Linked DNA regions of Homo sapiens: region 1 is linked to region 2. A link is a contact called in ENCODE Hi-C or POLR2A ChIA-PET data. All regions are on one chromosome and are shown on one strand. The core of a region is the stretch at or near the end of the contact, and the rest is flanking DNA. Distances in the headings are between cores, read along the strand shown. Region 1 holds the start of ZNF784 (zinc finger protein 784). Region 2 holds the start of RRAS (RAS related).

Evidence for each region. Hi-C counts contacts between places; a loop is a spot of excess contacts on that map. ChIA-PET counts read pairs that join two places held with the same protein, here RNA polymerase II (POLR2A). Pooled maps may share reads with other maps.
Region 1: a loop to region 2 is called in a pooled map, with 9 times the contacts of the local background. The contact joins the promoter of ZNF784 here to the promoter of RRAS in region 2. A Hi-C loop is called at or near these places in 1 of 50 pooled maps. POLR2A ChIA-PET finds 5 or more read pairs at or near these places in 2 of 52 experiments (BJ and activated B cell).

The regions. Positions count from the first base shown.
Region 1 is chr19:55,621,113-55,628,135 of GRCh38, forward strand. ZNF784 (zinc finger protein 784) reads right to left here and starts at 3,454. Exons shown (of 2, transcript NM_203374.2): 1 at 3,372-3,454; 2 at 1-1,532. The coding sequence starts at 3,449. The coding sequence ends at 639. RefSeq lists enhancers at 3,435-3,934, 3,685-3,834 and silencers at 3,435-3,484, 3,555-3,614.
Region 2 is chr19:49,635,942-49,642,523 of GRCh38, forward strand. RRAS (RAS related) reads right to left here and starts at 4,202. Exons shown (of 6, transcript NM_006270.5): 1 at 4,005-4,202; 2 at 1,102-1,189; 3 at 883-985; 4 at 678-786. The coding sequence starts at 4,157. SCAF1 (SR-related CTD associated factor 1) reads left to right here and starts at 6,268. Exons shown (of 11, transcript NM_021228.3): 1 at 6,268-6,301. RefSeq lists enhancers at 254-820, 4,049-4,718, 4,719-5,388, 5,389-6,058, 5,599-5,698 and 1 more and silencers at 3,939-4,328, 6,189-6,478.

The sequences.
Region 1 (7,023 bases), core at 2,204-4,703, 6.0 Mb after region 2:
GAGTCAAGATCCTATGGTCAGGCTTACATCCTTGAGGCTCAAGTGCTCTCAGCGGTGACTTGGGGACCCTCTGGCTTTGAGGTGATGGGATCCCAGAGTCTCTTCACAGATAACCTGGTGAGTGTCTTCTGCCAGAGGGTGGATAGGCATCCCAGGTCCAGTGCAATGCAGTGAGGTAGGCAGGAGACTCCATCCTGGTCCACCCGTGGAGGACCAGAGCAGAAGACTATGGTGGACCCCAATTCCCCCCTTCCATTCGATCCTGGCTCCTCCTCTGAAGTGCCCAGGCTCTGTCGTGACAGGCTGGGTCTTGCACAAGGACAAGCCAACCAAGAGACAGTCGGGGAAGTGACATCCAGCCCGTGGGCCTTGCCTTTGGCCGCACACCCGCAGAGCTGCAAGAGCTGCACCTGTCCTCTCCTAGGCCTGGCAGAGGTGCTGTGTGGGCGTGTGGGAGTCTGGAGCCTGGCCCTCTCCCTCTGCTCTCCATCACTAGCGGCTCACAACCATCCCTGCAGCTGTCATCTCTCCCCCAATCTCCCCTCTTCTGTCCCCTGCCTCCGTTTCCCCACCCCGTCCCCCTCCCCGGGTCGGCCTCGTACCTCCGCCTTAACTAACCCATGTCCCTGGTCTGCAGCCTACTGGTCGGCCTCCACCTTCACCTTCGCGGTCTCCCCCCGCCCCTCCTCCGCAGGGTCCCCTACCCCACACCCGCTCCCCGACCCCTCAGCCGCCGACGAGCCCAGCTGGCCTCCAGAGTCTCCCAGCCCCGGCCCCGGCCCGTGGAAGTGGGTGCGCTGGTGCTTGCGGAAGTTGGAGGAGTTGTTGAAGGTGCGGTCGCAGAGCGTGCAGCGGAACGGGCGCTCGCCAGTGTGGATGCGGGCGTGGCCGCTAAGCACCGAGGACTGGGTGAAGCCCTTGCCGCAGATGCCGCAATGGTATGGCCGCTCGCCAGTGTGCACGCGCTCGTGGTCTCGCATGTCTGAGGAGCGGCGGAAGGGCTTGGCGCAGAACCTGCAGGCAAAAGGCTTCCCCACCGCTGCGCCCGCCGCCGCCGCCGCCATCACCACCTCCGCCCTCTCCGGGGCCACCCCGGGCCTCTGTTCTGCAACGGCCGCTGTGTCCGGAGGCCTCCGAGAGGTGCCCGGCTCCACCCCGTGCCGGTGCTGGTGCCGGAGCAGGGGCGCCAAGGCCTTGAAGGCGCGGGGGCAGAGCGCGCAGCGGTAGGGCCGCTCCCCCGTGTGCAAGCTGTAGTGCGCGCGCAGGCTGGCGGGGCCCGGGCAGCTGTGGCCGCACACGTGGCACCGGCTCGGGTCCCCACCCTGCCCGCCTCCCTCGGCCCCAGCCAAGTGGCCATGTTCGTGGAACAGCAGCTCGGAAACCAGCCGGAAGGCAGCAGGGCACAAGGCACAGTGGAAAGAACCTGGCTCCGGGGGCTCAGGGACCAGCGTGGTGTCCGTCACCTTCACCACCTGGATCTCGATGAGGTCACTCGGGGGTGTGCCAGGCCGGCAGTCATCAGGCACCAGGACCTGGGCAAGAGGAGAAGAAAGAGGAGCCTGTGGAACCTGCCTCAGGACCGCCCCAGCACGCCCCAATTATTAAAGCTTGGGCTCCTCTGTTATTTTCAGACAGGGCCTCACTCTGTTGCCCTGGCGCGATCGTGGCTCATTGCAACCTTGACCTCCTGGGCTCAAGCGATCCTCCCACTTCATCTCCCTGAGTAGCTGGGATTACAGGCATGCACCACCACATCCAGCTAGTTAAAAAAAAATTATTTCTGGCTGGGCACGGTGGCTCAGGCCTGTAATACCAGCACATTGGGAGGCTGAGGTAGGCAGATCACCTGAGGTCAGGAGTTCGAAACCAGCCTGGCCAACATGGCAAATACCGTTTCTACTAAAAATGCAAAAATTAGCCAGGTGTTGTGGCTGCTGCCTGTAATCCCAGCTACTCGGGAGACTAAGACACGAGAATCGCTTGAACCCAGGAGGTGGAGGTTGCAGTGAGATGTGATCATGCCACTGCCCTCCAGCTCAGGCGACAGAACAAGACTCCATCTTAGACAGCAAAACAAACAAAAATTATTATTATTATTTTTAATGTAGAGGGAGTCCCACTATGTTGCCCAGGCTGGTCTCCAACTACTGGGCTCAAGAGATCCTTCTGGCTCTGCCTCCTAAAGTGCTGGGATTGCAGGCGTGAGCCGCCGCGCCCGGCCCATCCTCCAGGATTCTGTTGTATCCTCATCAACATTTCCTCTCCTGTCCAAAATATATCATGGATCCCACCTTTTGTCCTCCACCCTAGTTAAAGCCCCATCACTTGGCGCCTCCAAAATTGAAAAACCCAAGGGCATCTCTGTTCCTATTTCTGCTGGCTTGTAACCCACCTCCCAGGAATAGCCTGAAGGTCTTTTGAAAATGTAAATCAGATCAAGTCATTTTTCGCACTCAAAACCCTCCAGTGGCTCCAAATGACTTATCCCAAATCGTCACTATAATATCTGTGGCGATGTAGCTCCACTTATCTCTCTGACCCCAGCTTAAACATAAGCCGGCACCCAGCTGACTTCTCTCGTCTAAATTTAGCTGCCCCACCCCTACTCTTGGCTCAATTTATAGAAATTGGCTCAATTTTTATTTCCTTTATAGAACATATCACAGTAACTCTCCTTTATTGTCTCTCTCCTCTCAAGAGACTGCAGGCTCCAAAAGAACACAACCCTTGTCTGTCTTGGTCACTTCTCTATTTACAGAGCCGAAGTAGGAGCTCAGTAAATGTTTGTTGAATGAATGAATGTCCTCAATTAGTCTAATTCTGAGTGGGGTAACGTGGAGGAAGTTCCAAAGTCACCTAGACCACCCACTTCTACCCCCAAATTCTCCCTTGGGCATTCGAGAAGCATCACTAAGACCCTTGAAGAATTATCCCCTACCCCGACATAGGTGCTCCAATCATAATCCCCCACGTTTTTCAGGGTCACCTTCCCAACCTTCTACCCTAGAATTAGCCCTAGAATTTATGAGGCCCCGCCCCTTACAAGGCTCCACCCAAATTATGCAAATTATCCCTGGTAAGCCCCCTTCCCTGGACCCAAACCCGTCCCACAAGACAACACCGTCCTCAGACTCCGCCCCCATCCAGGCCCCGCCCACCACCCATAGGTCCCTCCCCCACCCCGCCCACCATGACATAGTCTCCTCCCCTGCCCCGCCCCTCGCGAAACCACAAGAAGCCCCACCCCCAGGGCCATAGCACTAAATACCTCCCTCGCCCACCCCCTCATAGGCCACGCCCCGGACCCGCCCCCCACACTACGACCTCCTCCCACCTCGAGCCCCACGCCCAGGCCCCTTCCTTGCCCGCACCAGGTCCAGTGGCTCCTGGGATCGCGACTCCGGAGTCGGTGAGCTCCGACTCTGGGCCTCTGGGCGCGCAGCGGCCATCTTGTGCCCAAGCCCCGCCCCCAAGGCCAATGTTCGCTCTGAAAGGGGGTGGGGCTCGAACTGGCGTAAGAGCTACTGCGCAGGCGCAGTGCGGGGCTGCGAGGGGGCGTGGTGCAGCAGGGGGCGTGGCGGGGCGGGGCGTGGCGGCTGAGCCCGGGAGAATGTGAGTTGTTCCCTCTCTAATTACCTGTCTGTCCCTCCGAGGGTACGCTCTGTGTGGCGCTAGGATGCCTGTAACACCCTGGGAACAAATCCGAACGTTCCTTCTAAACCAACGCAGGCCGACTCGAGGCTCTGGCTGTCAGGGGAACCTCAGCAGAACTGAAGAAGCTTTGCTTTGTTTCCACGGTAAACGTTTTTGTGATTACCTCTGCACTGCTCATGACAACGTAATGACGCCAAGTTTATAAACGTCGGTGTAGGCCGGGTGCGGTGGCTCATGCCTGTATTCTCAGCTACTCGGGAGGCTGAGGTGGGAGGATCGCTTGAGGCCGGGAGGTCGAGGCTGCAGTGAGCCATGATCTCGCCACTGCATGCAGCCTGAGTGACAGAGACTCTGTCAAAAAAAAAAAAAAAAAAGGCAGTGTGGAGAAAAATATTCAGTAAACAGCAACACAGGTGGTCCTGGGAGGACGCAAAAACCCGCAAGCTGATGTTATGTTTGGGAGGAAAGAGCTCAAAAACGCGGGGTTTTCAGCAGCATCAAGGACGGGGCTCTTCTTAGCTGCCCCGTTTAGTCATTCTGGTGGTATCACCTTGGATAAGTCACTACACTTCTCTGGACCATTTCTCTTTCTTTTGTGTAGCACTGTAGAAGCATTGTGACAAACCACTGAGAAGAGACATGGAAGAGTTTGGAAACATCTTTAAATAGTTTTCTTGAAAGGGCAGGATAGGAGATACTTAAACATGATCCTAAGCATGATCATTTCATTCATAAATATATATGAAATTATATTTTGTGATATGTTGGTATAAAATAAAGATAAACACCACTTAGGCTGAATTATCTCCTCCTCCTCCTTTCTTCTTCTTTTATAGAGATGGGGATCTTGCTGTCTTGCCTTGCCCAGGCTGGTCTTGAACTCCTAGCCTTAAGCGATCCTTCTGCCTTGGTCTTCCAAAGCTATATTTCCCTTCTTTTCTTTTGATTTTAAAATAATTTTTTTTTTTTTGAGATGGAGTCTCACTCTGTCGCCCAGGCTGGAGTGCAGTGGCATGATCATGGCTCACTGCAACCTCTGCCTCCCGGGCTCAAGCGATTCTCCTGCCTCAGCCTCTTGAGTAGCTGGGATTACAGGTGCCCGCCACCATGCCCGGCTAATTTTTGTATTTTTAGTATATACAGGGTCTCACCATGTTGGCCAGGCTGGTCTCGAACTCCTGACCTCAGGTGATCCGCCCACCTCGGCCTCCCAAAGTGCTGGGATTACAGGTGTGAGCCACTGCGCCCGGCCTAAAATAAATTTTTAAATGTTGTGGGTCCCTAAGAGTATCATGGGCCCTAGGCACTGTATCTACTACTGTGTCTAATGCTTAAGTCAGCTCTTTCTGTCCAGGTTTCCTAATTTGCAAAATGAGGGTGATAATAAAACCTACTTTACACAGTTGCTATGATGATTAAAGAAGTCATTATATATAAAGTATTTTGGACAATGTATGGCACACAGCAGGTGCTATGAGTTAGCTATAATAATTACTACCATTTGGCACTCCCACTAGCAATAAATAGGGACCTTTGTTGCTTAACATTCCTATCAATATCTGATACTCAAACTTTAAAATGTTCGCTAATCTCTTGGGTGTGAAATAATTTCATTTCTTTTCTTTTTTTTGAGAAACAGCCCAGGCTGGAGTGCAGTGGCGTGATCTCAGCTCACTGCAACCTCCACCTCCTTGGTTCAAACAAATTTCCTGCCTCAGCTTCCCAAGTAGCTGGGACTACAGGTGTGACACGTCATTACGTTATCGCAAGTGGTGCAGAGGTAACCACAAAAACCTTTACTGTGGAAACAAAGCAAAGCCTCTTCAGTTCCGCTGAGGTCTTCCACTGACTGCTAGAGCCTCGAGTCGGCCTGCGTTGGTTTAGAAGGAACGTTCGGATTTGTTCCCAGGGTGTTACAGCCCAGCTGATTTTTGTATTTTTGTTTTGTTTTGTTTTTTGTTTTTAGTAGAGACAGGGTTTCACCATATGTTGGCCAGGCAGGTCTCAAACTCCTGACCTCAGCTGATCGGCCCGCCTCGGCCTCCCAAAGTGCTGGGATTACAGGCATGAGCCACTGCGCCTGGTCTATTTCTTATTGAGAAGCTCTTTATTAAAAGAGATCATTCATAGCACCCAGAACTCATCCTCCAGTTTCCCTTTTTTGAGAGCTGGAAGTATGTCATCTCTGTATCCCCTCTGTACATCCCTATAGAGAAGGCATGTATATGGCTCAGTGAGTGTTTGGTGAATGAATGAGTGAGAAATTGAATTCATGCAGATAGAAGAACTTTGTACCAGAGCTTAAGGCTATTGAGTATTTTTTCCCTTTTTTTTCCTCCCCACCCCCACTAAAGCTATTAAATATTTGCAGAGGAGAGCACTGTTTAGTGGAATTACCATAAGCTTTCAAATCAGGCAAACCTGGGTCCAGATCCGTTTATCTGCTTGCTGTGCAACTCTGGGCAAGCAATGTCTCCTCTAAGTGTCTAGCTGACATCTACAAAGTGGGCACCATAATGTCATTTGGCAGGGTTGTAGTTAGAATGCCACTGATTGAGAATGCCAAAGGTCTGTGTGATGCCTGGAACCAACTGGTGCTCAATAAATGTGGGTTCTGCCTGGGCTTGGTATTCTCTACTAAGAATACAAAAATTAACATGCACAGTGGAGCACGCCTGTAGTCCCAGGAACTTGGGGAGCTGAGGCAGGAGGATTGCTTGAGCTTGGGAAGTTGAGGCTGCAGTGAGCCAAGATCACACCACTGCACTCTGGCCTGGGTGATAAAGTGAGACCCTGTCTCAACAAATAAATAAACATAAAATAAAATAAATATAAAATTTTAAAATTTAAAAATGAATCTGGGTTCCTTGCCTTTTCACCTGTTGTCTGGCTTCTGAGTCCCTCGGTACCTGGCATAACACTAACAGGCTATTGCATGACTTGAGGCTAGAAGCCCTGCTACACGGAGCCATTAGACAATTGCAAGAAGATTTTAGCCGGGCGTGGTGGTGGGCGCCTGTAATCCCAGCTACTCGGGAGGATGAGGCAGGAGAATTGCTTGAACTGGAGAGGCGGAGGTTGCGGTGAGCCAAGATTGCACCACTGCACTCCAGCCTGGGAGACAGAGCAAGACTCCATCTTAAAATAAAAAAATAAAAAAATAAAAGAAAATGCCAGGAAGAGTCTTGGACTTGGAATCAGATTTGCCTCGCTTCTCTCCATCTCTATCTTCCTGTAAAACCTGAGCACTTCACTTCTCCTCACGGAGCCTAGATTTCCTGCCTTTTAAAAGAAATTGGCTGATAGAATTAGCTAGATGGCTCTGCAGTTCCTCTCCCTTTCATTTTTCTATGTGCCCAAGAAAACTGA
Region 2 (6,582 bases), core at 2,952-5,451:
GAGAGGTGACCCACTGTGAGAACTCAAAGAGGAAGAGCTCCTGAGAGATTATGGAGGGAGATGCCGCAGGGGCTTGGTGTCTTCTAAGTAAGGGATGGGGGCAGGCTTCGTGGGCACTTGCCCTGCTATGCCTTAGATAACCAGGAGTGGGCAGGCAGGGAAGTCAGGGTGTTCCCGGCAGAGGCAGGCGGAACCCCAAAGCCTGGAAATCCCCAGAGCCTTTGCCAGATGGATGAGTTCTGTGTGGAAATCGTTGTGGGGGAAGTGATGGGAGCAGGGAAAGGAGGGGCGCAACTGTGCGGGGCATCTGGCACCTGGGGAGGAACTGGGGAGCCATGGAGGGGGCCGGCCATGAGCAGGGGAGGTGCTGGGGCTGGTGGGAGGTTGGCTGGAAGGGAGGAATGCGAGGAAGGGGCAAAGAGAGCTGGCGGACGGGGGGTGAATGTCCTTTGTTCCGTCCAGCAGCCTCTCCTGAGGACACTTGCATGCTAGGCCCTCTGCTCGGTGATGCCGGGGACCCTGAAGGTCCAGTTTGGGGGTAACCCATCTAGGTGAGCTGTGTGACAGTGGCAGTCGCAGCACTGCAGGAACAGAGGAGGATGCTGATGGGGGACAGGTGTGCTGGAAGGAGCCTCCCAGACTGAGATGGGGTCCCCAGAAAGAGGGGTGTCCCGAACCTGGCGCTGTGACTCCAGATCTGCCTTGTTCCCGACCAACACAACGGGGAAGTCGTCGCGGTCCTTGACCCGCAGAATCTGCGTGAAGAGCTTGCCCACCTCGTTGAAACTGCGAGTGAAGCCGGAGGCATGAGGTCCAGCCAGCTGCAGAGCCCAGGTCCTCCCCACACCCACCCACTGCTCCGCCACCAGCAACCCCTGTCACCTCTGCCGGTCGTTAATGGCGAACACCAGCAGGAAGCCGTGGCCAGCACGCATGTACTGCTCTCTCATGGCCCCGAACTCTTCCTGGCCCGCGGTGTCCAGGACTGCAGAGACAGGGAGAGGGGCCATCGTGGGGACCAGGCTCCCCGCAGTCACCCCCAAGAGCCCTCAGCCCCCACTGACACCACCCCCATCCATCATCCATCCTTGCCGCCCTCACTGTCCAGCCGGGCTGGGATGCCATCCACACTGCAGATCTTCGTGTAGGAGTCCTCAATAGTGGGGTCGTAGTCAGACACGAAGTAGGACTGGCGGGGTGGGGAGAGGATAGTTACTGCAGTGCCCCGGCAGACAGGACGAAGCCCTGCCCTTGGGATGCCTCTCTCAGTCTCTGTCCCTCTCTCTCTAAATGTCTGTCCCTGTTGCTGGGTCTCTGCCCCCTTTTCTCTGGGTCTCTGTCCCGTCTGTCTCTCTGAGTCTTTTTTTTTTTTTTTTTTTTTTGAGACGGAGTTTCGCTCTTGTTGCACAGGCTGGAGTGCAATGGCGAGATCTCGGCTCACTGCAACCTCCGCCTCCTGGGTTCAAGAGATTCTCCTGCCTCAGCCTCCCAAGTAGCTGGGATTACAGGCATGCGCCACCACACCTGGCTAATTTTGTATTTTTAGTAGAGATGTGTTGGTCAGGCTGTGTTGGTCAGGCTGGTCTCGAACTCCTGACCTCAGGTGATCCGCCCGCCTGGGTCTCCCAAAGTGCTGGGATTACAGATGTGAGCCACTGCGCCCTGCCCTGTCCTTCTCTCTCTCTCCAGATGTCTGTCCTTGTTGCTGGGTCTCTGCCCCCTTTTCTCTGGGTCTCTGTCCCCTCTGTCTCTCTGAGTCTCTATTACTCTCTCTCTCTGGGTCTCTGTCCCCTTCTCTTTGGGTAGCTGCTCCCCTGCCCCCCTTTCCCTGCCCCCCACCCCTCCTACCAGTCTTCTTCTCTCTGAGTCACTCCTGGTCCTCTCTTTCTGGTATAAGGTACATGTCCCACATCGTGATTACATCCTAGCTGTGTGACACTGAACAAATCACTTCCCCTCTCTGAGCCTCAGTTTCCTCATTTGAAAAAGGAGGCTAAGAACAGCACTACACTCCATCCAGCACTGGCAAGATTCGGAGCAAAACCCCATTAAATATTGAATGTATCAGTTATCGGAGGCGTTGTTGTCCAGACTGCCTGTTTATATCTCTCCCTCCTCTTCTGCTTCCTCCCTCTCTTCCTCCTCCCCCGTCTCCTCCTCCCCCGTCTCCTTCTCCTGCTCAGGCGGCCTCCAGCGTCTCCTCCCAGGGGAAGGTCCCGGTTCCAATCCGGCTGCGGAGAGGCTGCCCCACCCTCGGGCCCCAGCCCCTCCCTTCCTGCCTGGGTCCTGCCCGCTGCCAGCCAAGCCTTTGGCCAGCTCTGGGACTGCCTCTGGGTGCAAGGGGCCCAGGGCTGGGGCCTTTCTCTACACAAGCAGGGCTTCCTCCCAGGCCCTTGAAGGGGTCTCTTGGTGGGGGTGAGGGGGGTGTCCTGGGGCCCCGGGGCCTCTGCGGTAGCATGTCAGGCCAAGACACTTTTCTAGGATTTCTTTGAAGCTGGGAGGACCTCCCTCAGGAATGGGGAGGAGGTTTCCTGGGCTGGGGTGGAATTTCAGGAAAGGGGGTGATGTGGAGGCTAGGGGTCTGAAGGCTGCATCTGTCGGTTAGAGGGGTGCTTGGTGAGGGGCTTGTCCTGGAGGGAGGCTGTAAGGATCAAGCCCTGGGAGGGATTGTGGCTCTGGGGGTAGTTAGGGGCGTGACCTCAGAGCACAGCGTGAGAAGCTCAGGGCTGAGAACTGGGAGCCAGCCCGGAGGTGGCTCAGGGGTTTTGGGAGGTTATAGTATATACAGTCTTAGAAACATTGAGTTCATTTATGGGGTCAGAGAAACTCCCAAGGAATAGATCTTTCTGGGGGTGCCAAGAATCTGGGGGCTTCTTCCATGGAGATGATTTGAGAGCTATTCAGGGTTTCTGAGAGGGGCTCAGGGAGTTGCAGCGGAGAAAGCATGGGATGGAGGAGGGGCTGGTTTTCCTTGGGGGTGGGGTGGGAGAGTGGAGGTTTGGGCCTCCGGGAATGGGGGATTGTCAGGACTTGGGGTCTTGGAGATTTCTGGAATGGCCAAGGGGCAGGATGTCTTTTTAAATCTCGGGTCGGAGAGCAGGACTCTCTTAGGACTGGGTAGTCCCAGAAGAGTCTCAGGGCCAGGGTCTGGGTAGAATTTCTAGATTCTGGGGGCAGTCATGGAAGGGGCTAAGAATCAAACGTGGGGCCGGGCACGGTGGCTCATGCCTGTAATCCCAGCACTTTGGGAGTCCAAGGCAGGCCGATCACGAGGTCAGGAGTTCGAGACCAGTCCAATATGGTGAAACCCCGTCTCTACTAAAAAATACAAAAATTAGCCAGGCATGGTGGCACTCGCCTGTAGTCTCAGCTACTTGGGAGGCTGAGGCAGGAGAATTGCTTGAATCCAGGAGGCAGAGGTTGCAGTGAGCCAACATCGCACCACTGCACTCCACCGCACTCCAGCCTGGGTGACAGAGTGAGTGAGACTCTGTCTCAAAAAAAAAAAAAAAGAAAAAAAAGAATCGAACGTGGTGGAATCTCAAAGGTGCTGGGCACTGGCATTCTCCCAGGAAGGCTCTCAATGGCTTAGAGGGGAAGTTGGGGACTGGGATTTGGGGGAGATAGGGCTCAGGGTGGTGGAAGGTGGCACCAAGGGCGTGGTGGGGGTCCTGGGAGTGCTTAGGGTCCGAATGGGGTGAGTATTTTGTATTTAGCATGCTCCCAGGAGGTGCTCAAAGCCAGGTCAGCAGGTAAGCGGGGTCTTAGGCACTGGGAGAGGGAATAGTGGGTCTCGGGATGCGAGTGCAGAAGGAAGGGTCCCCCGTGCAGGGGATGGAGGCTCTCCAAGAGTTTAGGTTACAATCTGTGGGGATCTTTTAAGATTAGAGGGCCTTATAGGAGGGTCTCAGTGATGGGTCAAGGGGGAAAAGGGGTCTCGGGGATCCCCCCAAGGGCTCAGTTCTGGGTCCCGGGGGACACCCTCCCGGGTGAGGGCCCACTACCTGGATGAACTGGATGGTCAGCGCGCTCTTGCCCACGCCGCCGCCGCCCACGACCACCAGCTTGTGTGTCTCGCTGGGCGGGGGGTCCCCGGGCCCAGGTCCCCCGCCCCGGGGCCGCCCCCGCCCTGTCCCGGACGCCGCCCCGCTGCTCATGTCGCCACCGCTGCTGCTGCCTTCGCTACCGCCTGCGGGGGAGCCGGGCGGGACCCGGGGGGGCGGGCTACGCTAATGAGGCTACTGCATAATCATGAGCTCTGGCAAGGAGGGCTCGCGTCTCCGGACACTTAAGGAGGGGGACGGGCCAAAGAAAGGGAGGAGCTATGTTAATAAGGGAAAGGGAACGGCGTTCGCTGCGAAGGGGAATTCCGAATGAGGCGGGGCTATGCTAATGAGAGACCTGTGCTTTGCCCTGAGCGGCGCCACGCGCTCTCAGCGGGAGGGCGGTCTGTGGGCGTGGCTATGCTAATAAGAATTTATTCTTTCAGCAGACGGGGCGGAAAGTTCCTCAGGGGAGGGGCTATGCAAATAAGGACCCCTGTGACACTGCTGCTTGGGGCATCGTCTCCGAGGCCTTAGTATGGTAGGCGGAGCTCGTCGACTCGCGCGCGCGGCCGTATATAGGGCGCTCCGAGGAAGCAGCAGGTTTTGAGGAGTAGCTCCACCTCCCTCCTGGGATCCTAGCCAAGCTTTCGACCCCGGCGTCTGGGTTAGAAGCTAGAGTCTCCGCCCGCTAAGGGACCCAGGCTTCCGGTTCCCGCTGTCCCAGCCAAGCGGAAGACAGACTGGGAGGAGAGTGGGGCCCTAGAGGGGGACAGCAGGGTAACGGGGCAGGGAGGGGCCGTGAGATCACTGCATTCCTAATCCATGAGCCAGCTCGCCCAAGTAGGGATGCCTGGGTCATGAAGAGCCTGGGGCCAGGATTTCTGGGTCTTGAAGGAGAAGGAAGCAGAGGGCCCAGACTCCTGGGTCCTTAGGAGAAAATGGGGCTGGAGATGTGGACTCCTGGGTCCTGGGGAGGAGGGTGTCAGGGAGGAAGGTAGACAGGTTCCTTCGTACTAGGTTCGGTAAAGGAGGGAGCCGGGGGCCTGGACTCTTAGGTCCAGGAATTGGAGAGGCTGGGGACCCAGGATTCTGGATCCGAGCGAGGGCACTGGCTTGGGGGGACCCGAATTCGTATGTGAGAGCTTGAGACCAGGACTAGTCTGGGAGACCGACTCTTGGATCCGAGGAAGGAAGAATCAGACTCCTGAGTCGGAGGGAGGAGGGAAATAGGAGTCTGGACACTGCTCTGAGTGAGAGGATTCGGAATTCAGACTTCTCTGTACTGAACGAGGCGGCTATGGGGTCGGGCTTCTAGGTTCTAAGTTTATTTTTATTTGTTTATTTTTGAGACGGAGTTTCCGTCTTGTAGCCCATGCTGGAGTGCAATGGCGCGATCTTGGCCCACTGCAACCTCCGCTTCCCGGGTTCAAGCGATTCTCCTACCTCAGCCTCCCGAGTAGCTGGGATTACAGGCGTTAGCCACCACGCCAGGCTAATTTTTGTATTTTTAGTAGAGACTGGGTTTCACCATGTTGGTCAGGCTGGTCTTGAACTCCTGATATCAGATGATCCGCCTGCTTCGGCCTCCCAAAGTGCTGGGATTACAGACGTGAGCCACCGCGCCTGGCCTATTTTTATTTTTTTAGAGGCGGGGTCTCCCTATATTGCCTAGGCTGGCTTCTAACTTCTAGGCTCAAGCCATCCTTCCGCCTCAGTCTCCCGAGTGGGACTACGGTGTGCGCCACTGCATCCCGTCTGGTTCTAAATTTAGGGGGGCCTAGAGGATCTGGATTCTGAGAGCCCCAGAATGTGGGCAGCACAACATCCAGCAAGTCGTGCTCACTCCGCCGGACTACAATTCCCTTGCGTCTGTTCTGCCTGGCGCCTCTTACGTCACCTCCTGTTCCGCCACCCTTTCCGCGCGCGCGCAGGGCACTGTGGGGCGTCATCGCGGGCTACCGCGGCCCCGCCCACTTCACCTCTCACCCCATTAGCTGTCCCCGCGCGACAGAGGCGGTGCGCGGACTACGCCTCCCGGCGTGCATCGCGCGGACCCCGCCCCATGTGTCCCATTGGCTTCTGGGAAACCGAGTGCGGTTGCCTTCCCGCCGGCCTTCACGTCGCCGTGCTCGGTACTTGAAATCCCGGCAAGCTCGGCGGCGCTTTAGCTCCGCCTCTCTCCTCCTTTGCTCACGAACCCCGCCCCAGCCCGCCCCGCCCCGCGCCGGGGCCGGAGCCGCAGCCCGAGCGGCGGGGTAAGATGGCGGCGGCAGTCCGGGCCGCGGGGCTCGGGCCTATTGGGGTGGGCGGGGCGGAGTTGGGTCGCTAGTTGTCCCGGGGTCCTCCCCACAAGCCACGGGTCCTAGAGGGCTTCTCGGGGCGGTCTCGGGCCCGGCAGCTGCGGCGAAACCTGGCGCCGAGAGGGGGGCCTTCTCAGGGCCCCGGGACGCATCCGTGGGTTCCTGGGGGCGTCTATGGGGCGTCTCCGAGAGGACTTGGGGCGTCTCTGGGCCTAGACCGAGCCTAAGGCCTGCCC